Linked DNA regions of Mus musculus: region 2 is linked to region 1. A link is a contact called in ENCODE Hi-C or POLR2A ChIA-PET data. All regions are on one chromosome and are shown on one strand. The core of a region is the stretch at or near the end of the contact, and the rest is flanking DNA. Distances in the headings are between cores, read along the strand shown. Region 1 has its middle 43 kb from the start of Wee1. Region 2 holds the start of Sbf2 (SET binding factor 2).

What was found. Hi-C counts contacts between places; a loop is a spot of excess contacts on that map. ChIA-PET counts read pairs that join two places held with the same protein, here RNA polymerase II (POLR2A).
Region 2: a loop to region 1 is called in a map of Patski, with 3 times the contacts of the local background. The contact joins the promoter of Sbf2 here to the enhancer-like site in region 1. A Hi-C loop is called at or near these places in 12 of 37 maps with a recorded cell type or tissue (CH12.LX, CH12F3, Patski and 5 more). POLR2A ChIA-PET finds 5 or more read pairs at or near these places in 1 of 5 experiments (embryonic stem cell).

What each region holds. Positions count from the first base shown.
Region 1 is chr7:110,161,866-110,168,766 of GRCm38, forward strand. No RefSeq gene overlaps it. Among named protein-coding and RNA genes, the nearest start is that of Wee1, 43 kb to the left of the region's middle. RefSeq lists an enhancer at 944-4,456. Within about 2 kb of position 2,411, at least 1 of the 3 ENCODE cell types and tissues checked has a DNase peak (open chromatin) inside an H3K27ac peak, as active enhancers do.
Region 2 is chr7:110,613,503-110,620,570 of GRCm38, forward strand. It overlaps Sbf2 (SET binding factor 2), which reads right to left and starts at 1,418. Exons shown (of 41, transcript NM_177324.2): 1 at 1,205-1,418. The coding sequence starts at 1,259.

The DNA.
Region 1 (6,901 bases), core at 1,161-3,660:
TTTGTGAGCCACCATGTGGTTTCTGGGAATTGAACTCAGGACCTCTGGAAGAGCAGTCAGTTCTGTTAACCGCTGAGCCATTTCTCCAGCCCCTCCCCCCTTTTAAGATTTATTTATTTTTTATTTAAAGTACACTGTAGAAGGATGAAATGTTTTTTTGTTTGTTTGTTTTTTTGTTTTTGTTTGTTTGTTTGTTTTTTTGAGACAGGGTTTCTCTTTATAGCTCTGGCTGTCCTGGAGCTCACTTTGTAGACCAGGCTGGCCTCGAACTCAGAAATCCGCCTGCCTCTGCCTCCCGAGTGCTGGGATTAAAGGCGTGCACCACCACGCCCGGCTCCTGAAGGATGAAATCTTAATACTTAGTGTCTGACTCTAGCTTTGGAAGAGAGTTGGGTGAAGTGACACTTTTACAAAGTCACCTCCTTCTGAGGTTGTTTATATTAAATTTATTAAGGTAAAATTAGATATTTGACTATATCAGTTTAGCCTAATGAATTTATGATTGTTTTTCAAAGTACTATTGTATGCTCAGTTCACACAGAATCCGTGGGTGCTCTGCTGGGCGCGCACTCTCGCCTCAGGGCTATTTTAATATTTTCTGTTCCTTTCTGTTTCCTCCCTCAGGTTGAAGTAGACCTGTTGCTCATTTCCTTTGTCTCTTAGTTCAGATCTCATCTTATCGATTACCCCCTACCCTGCCTAACCAGATGCTAGTAGCATGTCTCATCTAGCACTGTTCTGAGCTTTCTCTCAGCCTTCTCTTATGGATCAAATCGCATGAGTTCTAGGCCAGTCTGGTCTCCACAGCAAGTTCCAGGCCAGCTAGGGCTACATAGTGAAACCCTGTTTCAAATAAAGAAAGTGTCCACAGACCTGCAATCTCTCAACTGAAGTTTTCTCTTCTCAGGTGACTCTGGTCAGCTGGAGGGCAGCAGGTTTTTGTTTGTTTGCTTTGCTTTTCCACTTTGTTTTGTTTATTTGTTGTGCTGCAGACCTACACCAGACTCTTAAGCATTATAACCCATCCCCCCAGGCAATTTCCTGTGTAGCTAGGGATGGCTGACTGGGAACACACTGTAGTTGTAGCTGTGCCTGATCTTAAACCCCTGATCTTCCTGCTGCCACTTTTCAATTAAGCTAAGTAGTTAAGAACACTCAGTTAACAACTGTTTGCAACTCCAGTTCCAGGGAATCCAGTGCCCTATTCTGGCCTATATAGCTCAAGAGTCTGTTTTTAAAATTATCATATCGTTAGGGGCTAGAGAGCTGATTCAGTTGCTAAGAGCACTGGCGGCTCAGTTTTCCCTATGACCCAGGTTCAATTCCCAGGGCTCACTTGGTAACGCACAACCATCTGTAACTCTGGTCTCAGAGGACTCTAACGCCCTCTCCTGCCTTTGGTGGGCACTGCATGCACATGGTGTACACATATACACATAAATAAAAATACAGGAGGGGAGAAAAAGTGGCAGTTTTGAACTCCTAATTACCTGCCCTACCTCTCAGATGGGCGGTGCTACCCACCCATCTTATTAGATTTGTTAGCGTTTTTTTTTTTCTTTTTTGTTTTTGTTTGTTGTTTGTTTTCTTTTGAGACAGAGTCTTGTTGTGCAGTTCAGGCTAGCCTCAAACTCACATTCTCTGATTTTGAGGTGCTAGATTACAGGCTATCACCAATATATCTGTTTTATGTAGGAGGCTGGCGGGGGGGGGGTTGTTTGGTTGTGAGTTTTTTTTTGTTTGTTTGTTTTGTTTTACACAGGGTTTCTCTGTGTAGTCCTGGCTGTCCTGGAACTTACTCTGTAGAACAGGGTGGCCTCGAACTCAGAAAGGTGACTGACTCCCAAGTGCTGACTGTAAGGGCACGTGCTACTACCACCCAGTTCTGGTTTGTTTTTCTGTATAAAGTTTTATTCATTTGAGATACTCTCAGCTTGAATTTTGTTGGAGACAGTTTTTCTCAGGCTATTATTATTACTTTTTAAAACTCTGTTTAGTGTTCATGGTTTTGAATTCCCTTGTAATATTTTGTTATTTAAAGCTGGAGAATTCCAATATTTATCCACAGATAAAACGTTTACTCTAATTGATATTGCGTGTCTTTGTCTTTAAAACATTTACCATTTTAATCCCTGAAAGTTCATTTGATGTCTGACTTGGAACTTAACATTTTTTACACCTCGAAGTTTTCATTCACTTCCTAGAGCAGCGCTCCTGCCGAAGCTGCTTACCTTACTGAGGTATTTGGAAATGTTACTTCATATCGACCTGATCAAGTTTCTCCACGTTTGCTCTGTCTCATGCCCTTACTGCCGTATTTGGAAATGTTACTTCATATCGGCCTGATCAAGTTTCTCTACGTTTGCTGTCTCATGCTTTTCAGTTGAACTCAGCTTCTATTTTTAACTTCAATTGAGCGGGGTTAAAAGGAACGTCTCGCCCCCTGCTGGCGCCCGTGGTCCCGGGAAGACCGGACAAAAGCCACCACGTGGCTCACATCCTGGGCTCAGTTTTCTTAGGAACCCAGAGCCCCATGCTTGCTAGGCAAGGGCCCCAACCCTGATCAACGCTTTAGCAGGCGTCCTTTTGCTCAAGTCTAGAGCGTCACTGGTGCCAACTCTCCAACACAGGGAGGAATTGGCTTTGCTTAATTTTGCTGCAGAGTGGGCTGGCCCTGCTAAATCCAGGGTACCGGGCACTTAACACTGTGAGGTCGCTGTGCGGAGCTAGACTCTGGGCGCTCCCGTTTTTTCCTCACCACCCAGGTGTCCATTTTCTCTTTGCCGCGACGTGCCTGCATCCTTTTCTGCCTTGGAATTATAATCGAAACACTCGGTTCAGTCGTGAGAAACATGTTTCATATATGCAACGGGTGCTCCGATGTTTCTACGACTAGCCTTAGGAGCCTAGAGTACGGTTTGGTGGTCAAAGTCATGATGAGAAGCAGAGGGTCTGAGGGGTCGGAGGGAAGGCACGATGAACAATATTAGAGAGCATTACTGGAGTTACCGAGGCTAGGCAGTCCGCTGGGTTATGCACTACACCCAAGAAGTCTGCGCCGCCCCGTGGTGCCAGTGCGCAGCCGCAGTCCCGTAGCGGGACCGAGCGTTCCCAGCAGAGGGCACTCACAGACAGGACATTCCGCAAGCTCTTCCTGGGTGACCCAGGGACTGCACCTGTGGCCTGGGTTTCCCTTGATCATGCCCTGACAACCCGCGTCTGGGAAATTCAGTCAGAATCAATCCAAGACCACAATTTAGAGACAGGTAAGCTTGACGGTGGTTGCAGCGTTTGGTGAAACAAAACGTCAAGACCAGCCTCTGCTACATAGAGAATCTGAGGCTATCCTGAGTTACAGTGAATCCTGTTTCAGAACAAATCCCTCAAAGTCCCATTGTCTCTCTGGCCTTGAAGCTCTTGAGCCCCGGATCTAGGATACTGCTTGTTGGACTAAAGGACTCACTAATCACCTTTCCCAACCCTGCCCAGGTATACCACCTCTAGTAAACAGACTTAACTAGTCTTTGAAGGCAGTAGTTCTTTTCAATGAATTCCTATTTATTTATTTTCTTATTTATCACCGTCTGTAAACAGGCTTTGAAGGCAGCATGTGTTATAAGATGTGTTTATTCAAGCCTACCAGGGGTCCTTAACCTGGGGGTTGACTCAAGTAGAACATTTTAGGATCCAGGGTTATTCATGAAACTGGGTGAGCTGTTTCAACTTTTAGGCAGACGTGCAGTGTTTTTGGAAGGAAGTCCAGTAGTTTTTCTGATTACCAAAGAGTTCTTAAGTTTAGTTTGTGGGTCCAGGGCTCGGAACAAATGGCTCAGTGATTAAAGCACTTACTGTTCTTCCGGAGGACCCAGGTTCAATTCCCAGCACTCGCTTCACAACTGCCTGTAAGTCCAACTCCATAGGATTCAATGCTCTCTTCTAGCCTTAGTGTAGACACACATACGTTAAAAATAAAAATAAGTCTTAAAAAACAGAAATGCAGGCTGCACATAGCCCTTCCTTCAATCACAGCTATGGAGGCAGAGGCCAGCAGATGGGTCCCTGTGAGTTCCAGGCCAGCCAGGGCTACATAATAAGACTCTCAAGGAAAAAAAAAAAAATCTCAAATCAATGTTGGGCTAGGAATGTATGACCATAACACATAACCCAGGTGTAGTGGCTCATGTCTATAGTGGAGAGATAGATACAGGAGGATCCAAAATTCAAGGTCTTCTTTGGTTATACAGTTACTTTGAGACCTTGCTTCTTACATATAAATAGTAAATGAAAGGAAATAAAATCAATGTTATAAATTCAGGACTCTGCAGAAAAGGACCCCCTGCCCTGAGACCTGGAGTGTTGCCTGGCCTCTACAGGAGGAGTCATGCAAAGTCACTAGGCCTGGGTTTCTCTCTCTCTTTACAGAAGGCCCCCATCTCCACCCAGAAAACTCCAGAGGCACGGTTGTTTCCTTTTAAAGCCATGTTAGGCCCAAGTAGATGCACTTCTGCATTTTTAGCATTTAAATAGAAATGGCTCTCTGGTGGGTTTTCCCCTGCGTTAGTCATGCAAATGCTCTATGCCTCACTTACCACTCAGTTTCGGTGCCGGGATGGTTCTTTTGCACGCGTCCTGCTAAGACCCTTCCTCACCTCCTTGTATGGGAGTCCCTGGGGAAACTTGAGTGCTGACTTCACCGTGCTGGGATTTTCCTCAGAGTACCTGGGGGATTAAAAATGTGCCGTTTTTATGGCACAGAAAAAGAGAGAACACAGGTTGTTCTAGTCATGAAGGAAAGGTACTGAATCCCGTTTATAAGTTTACCACGAGAACTTTGTTTCGTTTTTTACTTTAAATTTTGTTTATTTTATTATTTTATTTATTTATTTATTTATTTATTTATTTTGGTTTTTTGAGACAGGGTTTCTCTATAAGCCCTGGCTGTCCTGGAACTCACTTTGTAGCCCAGGCTGGCCTTGAACTCAGAAATCCGCCTGCCTCTGCCTCCCGAGTGCTGGGATTAAAGGCGTGCGCCACCATGCCCGGCTCTTTTTATTTAATTAAATTAATTAATTAATTAATTAATTAATTAATTAATTAATTTAGGGTGTTTTGAGACAGGGTTTCTCTGTGTAGCCCTGGCTGTCCTGGAACTAACTCTGTAGACCAGGCTGGCCTTGAACTCAGAAATCCACCTGCCTCTGCTTCCCAAGTGCTGGAACTAAAGGCGTGCGCCACCACTGCCGGGCTGATTTTATTTTATATGTACGAGTGTTTTGCCTGCATGTATGTAAGTGCTGTGTATGTATGTGGTGGCTATGGACATGGTGGGTGTGTACGTGGTGGCTCTGGAGGCCAGAAGAGAGTGCTGGTTTCTCTGGAATTGGAGTTACAGATGAGTATGAGCAGCTGTGTAGTTGCTGGGAATGGAACCTGTGTCCTCTGCAAGATCAGCAAATGCTCTGAGTAGCTGAGCCGTGTCTCCAGCTCCAACAGCGTTGTTTTAACATAGGTTTTCCTATGAAGGCTTACTTTGCATTGCTAAATTATAGGGGGACATAACTCTGCGTAAAGAACAAATATGTTTTACAGTCTCTTATCTCTTTTTTTTCCCAAGACAGGGCTTCTATGTGTATCCCTGGCTGCCCTGGAACTCACTCTGTAGACCAGACTGGCCTTGAACTCAAAGAACTGCCTGCCTCTGCGTCCAGAGTTCGAGAATTACAGATGTGTGCCACTACTACCCAATCCAGTTTCTACCTCTTTATAAGATGCTGCAAGCGGGGGCTGGTGAGATGGCTCAGTGGGTAAGAGCACCCGACTGCTCTTCCGAAGGTCCGAAGTTCAAATTCCAGCAACCACATGGTGGCTTACAACCATCCGTAACGAGATCTGACGCCCTCTTCCGGAGTGTCTGAAGACAGCTACAGTGTACTTACATATAATAAATTAAAAAAAAAAAAAAGATGCTGCAAGCATTTGTGTGTGTGTGTATGCACGGGATTGTAAGAGCATTGAAGTTAAGGTCCCTCTACATTATATTTATTCATTCATTTAAACACAAATTCTCCTACTGAATCTGGAGCTTGCAGTTTTGGCTATCCTGGCTGGCCAGGGAGTCCCCGGGACCCACCCCTCTCTGTGCTCCTGTAGCCCTGGGGTTACATGCCTGTTCCCATACCCAGCTTTTTCCAAGGGTCCCTGGGGATCTGAACTCAGAACTTCATGCTTGCACAGAAAGCACTTACCCACTGAGCCATCATCACAGTCCCCATTTTTTTTTTTTTTTTTTTTTGGTTTTTTGAGACAGGGTTTCTCTATATAGCCCTGGCTGTCCTGGAACTCACTCTGTAGACCAGGCTGGTCTCGAACTCAGAAATCCACCTGCCTCTGCCTCCCGAGTGCTGGGATTAAAGGCGTGAGCCACCACACCCGGCCACTGTCCCCATTTTTTCTGTCTTTATCGTAAGCGGCTTGGTTTTCGTTTGTTTACTTGTTTTTGAAACAAAATCTCACTGTATACCCTAGCTGGAAGTCTCTGTGTAGACAGGCTGGCTACAGAAATCCACCTGCCTCTGCATCCTTAGTGCTGGAACTGAAGGCTTGTGGCACCATCTCTAGCTACTTATTGGTTTTAAGACTGGGTCTCATCCCTAGATGACCTCAAACCCTGAAGAGACAAGTGACCTTGAGTGTCTTTTGATCCTCCTGCCTCCACTCCCTCAGTGCTGGGACTGCAGGAGTAGCCACTGCATTCAGCTTGCGTGGTGCTGGTACTTGAACCTAGACCTTCAAGCTACTCTTCCAACCCAGCTCCATCCGGCCTCAGATTTAGTGTTTTAAATAGCTGTATACTGTTCCACCATGCAACATGCTTCATCATTTCCCTTCCCTGTACATTTTT
Region 2 (7,068 bases), core at 168-2,667, 450 kb after region 1:
ACACCCAGGAAGGTCAGAGGACAACTGTGGGCAATCAGTTCTTGCCTGGCACCTTTTCATGGCTCAGGTCTCCAGGCTTGCCCAGCAAGAGCCTGCTTCTCCTAATTGACCTCAATTAGGTAGTGGTGAGAAAAGAATGTGAAGGCTCCCATCTCTGAAATAAATCCTTAGGGATAAATAATAAAAAGAGGTGGGCAGAACAATGGTATGCTGGTGCAACGACTAACATCAGCAAAGCACAACCTAAGCACCTCGGGGACATGGAAGGGGGTGGAGCGCTGGTATCTAAAATCCCTTGCAACTGCGAGACTGTAGCTTCCCCTGCTCTACAATAACCTTGTTAGCACATCCCGCTTATCTATAAACAGCAACACAAAGAGATACAATTACGAAAATGAACGTGCATGAGCCCTGTATACTTCTGGTTGTGCTAGTCCACCGAAGTGTAAAAAGCAACCTATCTGCCAAACTGTTCCTTGTGAAAAATTCTCGGCCGAGAAAAACCAGAGAACAATCAAAACACGTGAGAGCTAAGTGAGAGAGAGCACCTGCAGTGGTCGGCCGGCTCTCTTTGCTTAGCAGAGTCCTTTCATTCTGGAATGCCGACACATACGTCCTGAAACAATTTTCCTAGAAATGTTTCAAAGTGCTCGGATCCTTTGACCTATCCAAGTACCCGGCGTTCGGCCGGGATGTCCAGCCTCCCCCTCCCCCCACACACACCCCGGGCCGGCGGGAGGCAGCGCAGGACTCTCGGCACTTCCTTTCCGGGAGGACTGCCCCCAGCGTCACTCCTATTCAGGATGCAGGACACAGTGTATCCCTAGGAGCCTCGTACAGTGTGCTCCCGCCCTCCCAACTCCACAGGCACGAGGGCGCGGTCCCGGGTGCCAGCCGCCTCCGCAGAAGCGCGTGGCGGCGCGCGGGCAGGCTCGCCACCGGTCCGGCCCGCCAGTCCCCGGCCGCACCGCCGCGGCCTAGCCCCGCTACCGCCGTCCGACGGTTCCCTCACACACGCCCACCGCAGCCAGGCTCGGCCCCGCCGCGAAGGCCGACACCAGTCGACCCGCAGCTCCTCCACCGCGGGACCCGGCCCGCCCGCCTCCCCGCCTCCCAGCCGCGACGCCCGGCCCCGCCGAGCCCACTGGACGGCTGCCGGGGGCGGAGGCGAAGCCCGGGGGCGGCGCCCGCCCCACACCCTTACCTGGCTTCTCGTGGTCGTAGCCTACCACAATGAAGTAGTCGGCCAGCCGGGCCATGACCGCCGCCGCCGCGCCCGGGAAGCGGGTTCCCGTCGCCGCCCTCGCCGCCGCCGCCGCCCACCCGGCCCGGGCGAGCTCAGCATTTTCCCTTCGGCGGCTGTAGCGGTAGCAGCGGCGCTTCAGCCATGTTTGACAACCGAGGCGCTCACTGCGCCTGCGCCGCGCCTCGCGCCCGCCCCTCCCCCGCCCCACCCGAAAGGGCTCGACGACCCAGTGCCCGGCGTCCGCGAACCCACGCGGCGCCCGGAGGCCGCTCGGACACGCGGCTCGCGAGGTGGGCGGCCCGGCGCGGCCTGGCCTCGCGCCGCCACCGAGGCCGGGCGCTTAGAGGCCCAGCTGCTGCCTCAACGCCCCCCACCCCCGCCCGGTTCTTTATTTTCCTGGAGCAGGGGTCCTTCCTTCCGCCATCTCCCTTTTGCAGTCGGGGGGAAAAGGGGATGGAGGGGTGCGGGGTCACTTGGAAAGTTTGTTCTTTGGTGCCGCTTGCTGCCACCGGCAGCACGGATGAAATTCTCCCGCCCTCGGCTGGAAGCTTGGAATTTGCACCGCCAAGGCTTTTTGCTGCACGTTTCCTGTTTATGTTGTGCAGATGGGAATTTTAGAAACATGCCACCAAGCAGGCGGGGGAGGAAAAGACTTGCGCAATCTTCAGAGGCGCCTCTGGTTTCGGGGCTGCCTGGGCTGGGGGCGGTCAGCTTGGGCTTTCCTCTGAGTGCCCCAGGGAGTTATTCCACCTAGGAACAGGGGCATCCCCGGGATCCTCCTAAAATGGGCCGGTCTCTCCCCGGGGAGCCCCGCCCGCCTGACTTTCACTGCCTTTTTCACTGTCTCAGGACTTTTCAGGCTGAAGCAGGTGTTAACTTCAAGTTGCTCTACTGCAAACACTCCACAGAATTCATAGGGCACTTTGAGAGCCTAGAGAGCATTCAAGTCGATTGCGTTTTTAAGAAATATCTCCTACCGATGTTTTCTAATTTGGCTGGCACACTTGGATTTGTCACTTTTTTTTTTTAACTTTGTTACTTCTTAATGATCATGAAATTTTAGTAGTAGTGTATGTATTTGAACTATGAAGTTTTCAGAACCTATGGTTTAGAAGTGATCGTGAAGCCATCGTTCACTGAGGGTTTGATCCTTCTATAGATTGTACGTAGTAGGTTCTAACGTGCCTAGTGCAACACACGCCCTCTGCCAAAGACCAGCAGAAAGCTAGTGCCTGGAGCTGTGAACTCAGAGTCCAAAGGGTCATAGTCTCAGCTGCTCTGACTAATTCTCTCTTCTGGGCCAGCGTTCCCCTTTCCCGCTTCCGCGTTGGAAATTGAACTTAGGGCCTCCTACATGCTGGGCAAGCCTGCTACCGTTAAACTATATCGACAGCAAAAGGCCAGACCTTTCAGCAGGTCTGAGAGGGTTGGGCTATGCTAGAAGAATTGAAAGGGAAGGGGTACTTTACCTCGGGACCTCCTTTGTAATCAGCTTCTAGTCAGACGGAATCAGCATACCTGCAGTGATGAAAACTAGGTTAGTTTTCAAAATAATGAAAGCAAACAAAACAACCTGCCACACCTCATAGAGAAAATTTCCAGGTAACTTCCCTGGGAGCTCTTCCTCCACTTTTTCAGTAAAGAGTAATCTCACTTCCTCTACAGACTGCCATTCCAGTGCTTAACAGCCATGGTAGAAAGTCCTTCCCTATTCTGTCGGCGGCGTTGTCCTCCTGGAACTGCCTTGATTACAGCTGGTAGGGGATGGATTCCATATAAATTATTATTGTGGGGATTTGTTCCCTCAATTTTACTTTTTTTTTTTTTAATTTGGGATAAGGTCTGGGAAGATGATTCAGCAGTTGAGAGACCTGTGCTGCCTGCCCTTCCAGGGGACTGGAATTGATTCCCAGCAGCCACAGGGACAGTTCACAACCATGTGTGACTCCATTTGCACAGGATCCAATACCTTCTGGCTTCCTCCAGCAGCAGGCATGCATGTGGCACACAAACATCCAAGCATCCATACACATAAAATATTAAAAATATTTAATACCTTGTGGACAATGACTACATCTGTCTAGTTTCAAACATTTTCTTCACCCAAAATCCATTAAACAGACATAACTATTTCTCTCTCTAGGTCCTGGCTATAACACCATTACTTTCTGATTCTATAAGTTTGCCCATTGTAAGATACTTCCTATAACTTGAATTATAAAGTATATGCCATTTTGTGTCTAAGAATCCTGCTTGCTTTATTGTTTCCTAGTTCTAACCCTACTTTATTGTCAGTACTGCCTAGAGTTACATTGGAGCTTCAGTGCTACATTCCCCTTACTGCTAAATAACCCTGCACTGTCTGTGTGACCATGTTTTGCCTATCCACTGGTAGGTTGGGGCATTGTTTCTACTTTATGGGTACTGGCACTATGACCATGTATAGAAAGTATGTGAATGTCAATTTGCAATTCCATTGGTATATCCTTAGGAACAGCACTACCGGACAGTACTGAATTACATGTGGTAATTCTCTGTTTAATTTTGAGGAACCACCAACTGTTTTCCACAATGGCTTTGTGATCTTACCTCTCAGCACTGATCAAGGATTTTAACTTTATATCTTTGTCAACACTTGTTTTCCTGTTTTCTTTTGTTTTTAATATTATAGACATCTTAATAGGTATGGATTATTTCTGTTTGTTGTTTTGTTTTGTTTTTTGTTTGCTAGCTTGCTTTTTGAGGCAGGGTTTCTCTGTGTATCCCTGGCTGTCCTGGAACTCACTCTGTAGACCAGGCTGGCCTCAGACTCAGAGATCCTCCTGCCTCACACTCATGAGTACCAGAATTAAAGGCATGTGTGGGTATGTGCGCGCGTGCGCACGCGAGCCACCACTACTTGGAAAAATAGGTATGAATTATTAACCCTTGTTGTTGCTCTTGAGACAGGGTCTCACTAGAGACCTCACTAATCTGTGACCTAGATTGATTGCCCTTGAACTCTAGGTCCTCCTGCCTAACTCCCACCCCCCAGTACTGGGGTTAACAGCATGGAATTAACCACCAGGCCTAGCTGGGTGAATGTCTTCCTGTCCTCTTGATTTTTATTTCTTTAGTGACTCATGATGTTGAGCACATTTTCCTGTGTGCATCAGCCATTTCAGAGTCTTCTTTGGAGAAATGTCTATTCAAGTCTTTTGCCTAACCACACCCTCACCTCACCCTATTGAGGGTCTAACCCTTGGCTTCCCCAATGCTAGGCAAGCTCTGTTCTTTTGAGCCATAACCCAGGTCCAGCCCTGTTTGGTTTTGTTGTGTTTGTATACTCTAAGAATGAGATCCCTATCAAATATAAATTCTACAGATATTCTGAAGACTGTCATGTCATATTCTTGATCTTGTTGTTTGGCTTTCAAAAGTATTCAACTTTGATAAAGTCCAAACTTTTTCATTGGTTTTCTATGATTTTTGTGTCATATCTAAGAATCCGTCATTGAATTTAAGATCATGAAGTTCTACTTCTATGTAAGCAATCCACAATTATAGCTCTTATATTTGGGCCTTTGATTCATTTTGATTTGACTTTGTAATGGTAGGGTTCCTATTTTACCCGGTTTTTAGATCTATGTTTAGTGTGTGTATCTCTGTGTGTGTGTGCGTGTGTGTGTGTCTGTGTCTGTGTCTGTGTCTGTGTCTGTGTCTGTGTATGAACATATGTATATGTGTGCCTATGCTGACCAGAAGAGGGTGTCAGAGCTACCCAGCATGGATTCAGGGAACTGACCTAGTTCCCTGGATGAAAATCAAGTTCTTCTAACCACTGAGCCAGATCCCCAGCCCCCATTTACTTTTTTCTTTTTAAATGTGTGTTGTTTAAATTCCATTTGCAAATATTGGCGGTTTTGTTCTGACACCAGGCATAAAACCTGAGGTAATCACTGTTCCTTCTACAAAGCTACATTCTCACCCTGCAAGTTTAATCCTTTTTTTTTAATCAAAGTTTTTTTCCAAACCTAGAATCAAGCACTATCTTCCCAGGTATATTTATTCTATTAAGGCTGTGGCTGGGCAGTGTTGGCGCACACTTTTAATCCCAGCACTCGGGAGGCAGAAACAGGCAGATTTCTGAGTTTGAAGCCAACCTGGTCTACAGAGTGAGTTCCAGGACAGCCAGAGCTATACAGAAAAACCCTGCCTTGAAAAAACAAACAGACAAACAAACAAAGGTCTTAGGTAGACCGGTGGACACTTAAATGGCTGTTTTGTAAATGAGGTTCCCCAACCCCATCCAGAGGTAAAAGCCTGAAGATGCTACGTGTTCCTATCCACACATGAACGTGTTCCTATCCACACATGAATGTGTTAGCAGTCACCGAAGCTACTTAGCGTTCTCACCCAACAGCTGCCAGGCTGCTGAAACTGATAAGCCCGGACAAGGCAGCAGCGTGATTGCTGCGGTTGGCTGAAGGCCATCCCACCCCCTAAGATAACTACCACCACCTTTCACTACCAAGAGATAGAACAAAGCAAGCCCAGATTTGTTTGGCTGAAGGCTGGGAGTTGCAAGGGTGGAAGGCTTCAGCAGAGGCAGAGCTGTGAGACAGATGACAGTCTCACACTTTGCCTTAGACGACAAAATGGAGCCGATTACAAGTGAGGAAGATTTCTCACCCTGGTACTCCTCCAGTGGGTTGTGGTGGGGGTGAGTGGTTTAACTGTACAGTCATTTCAAGTGCTTCCGGTGGTTAGCCACTACAGTTCAGGGAGGCAGTATGAAAGTTGGATTTGACCATATGTCCTTGCAGGCACGACCAGGGGCCCCTTCAAATTGCCTCTAGTAACCCATAACAAAAGGAGACTGAGAGCTGCAGCGGAGCAGAGGAAAATTCCCTGATCCGTTGCCACATCTCTAACCACGCAGTTGCCTCAGCAAGAGTCTTGATGATTGCTAGCCTTGATACCAGTCAGTCTTTCTCAGCCTCATGTTCAGTTCGTCATTCGGTCTTCCTGCTCCTCCTTCCACATATCCACCTCACCCGCACACCATTGTCATCTCCCATCTTGATAGGTATAATATCTTCCTTACCTGGTTCTCTGTTCACTGAGTCCATGTATGTAAAATATATATGAAACACAGACACACACATATATATAATGTTTTTAAAAAGATCAGGTTTCATATATCACAGGCTAGCCTCAAACTTGGCAAGCACTCAGCAATGACCTTGAACTTCTGATCCTCTTGATTACCCCTCTTTGGTGGGATTACAGGTGTGAACTAAACTCAAGGTCTCATGTATATAAGGCAAGCACTTTATCAACTGAGCTACATCCCAAGCCCCTATATATAAAACCTAAAGGTAAAAGCAGGCTATTGACCCTGTCTTAAAATTAAATTTGTGTACTAAGTCCACTGTTTTCACTTTGAACTATGTTTGGGGGGCAGGGAAGAGAAGTTCAGAGATGGCTGACGGGAGTGTGTCCTAGCCCATTGAATCTTGACCTTCATTTGGAGTACCCGTGACTGCAGTGGCTGCAGTATAAATAGGTACTGTGAGCTTTTACAGGCTGCTTTTACTTAGATTGCATGTTTGCTAAACAAGCCTTGGCTACATAATTTCTCAGAGTCCAATGCAAAACGAAAGTGAAGGACTTTCAAAAGTTAAGACTCTGAAAAGAGCTTCAGGGGGAAATTAAAAGAAGGGCAGGCTCTTCTGAGTGCAGTCCCATGAACCTGGGCAGGGTGCGTTTCCACAAAGCTGGCTGTGTTGGTGCAGTGTGCGCGCACACTGGAGGAGGGTGGGGGCGTGGACGGTGAGGAG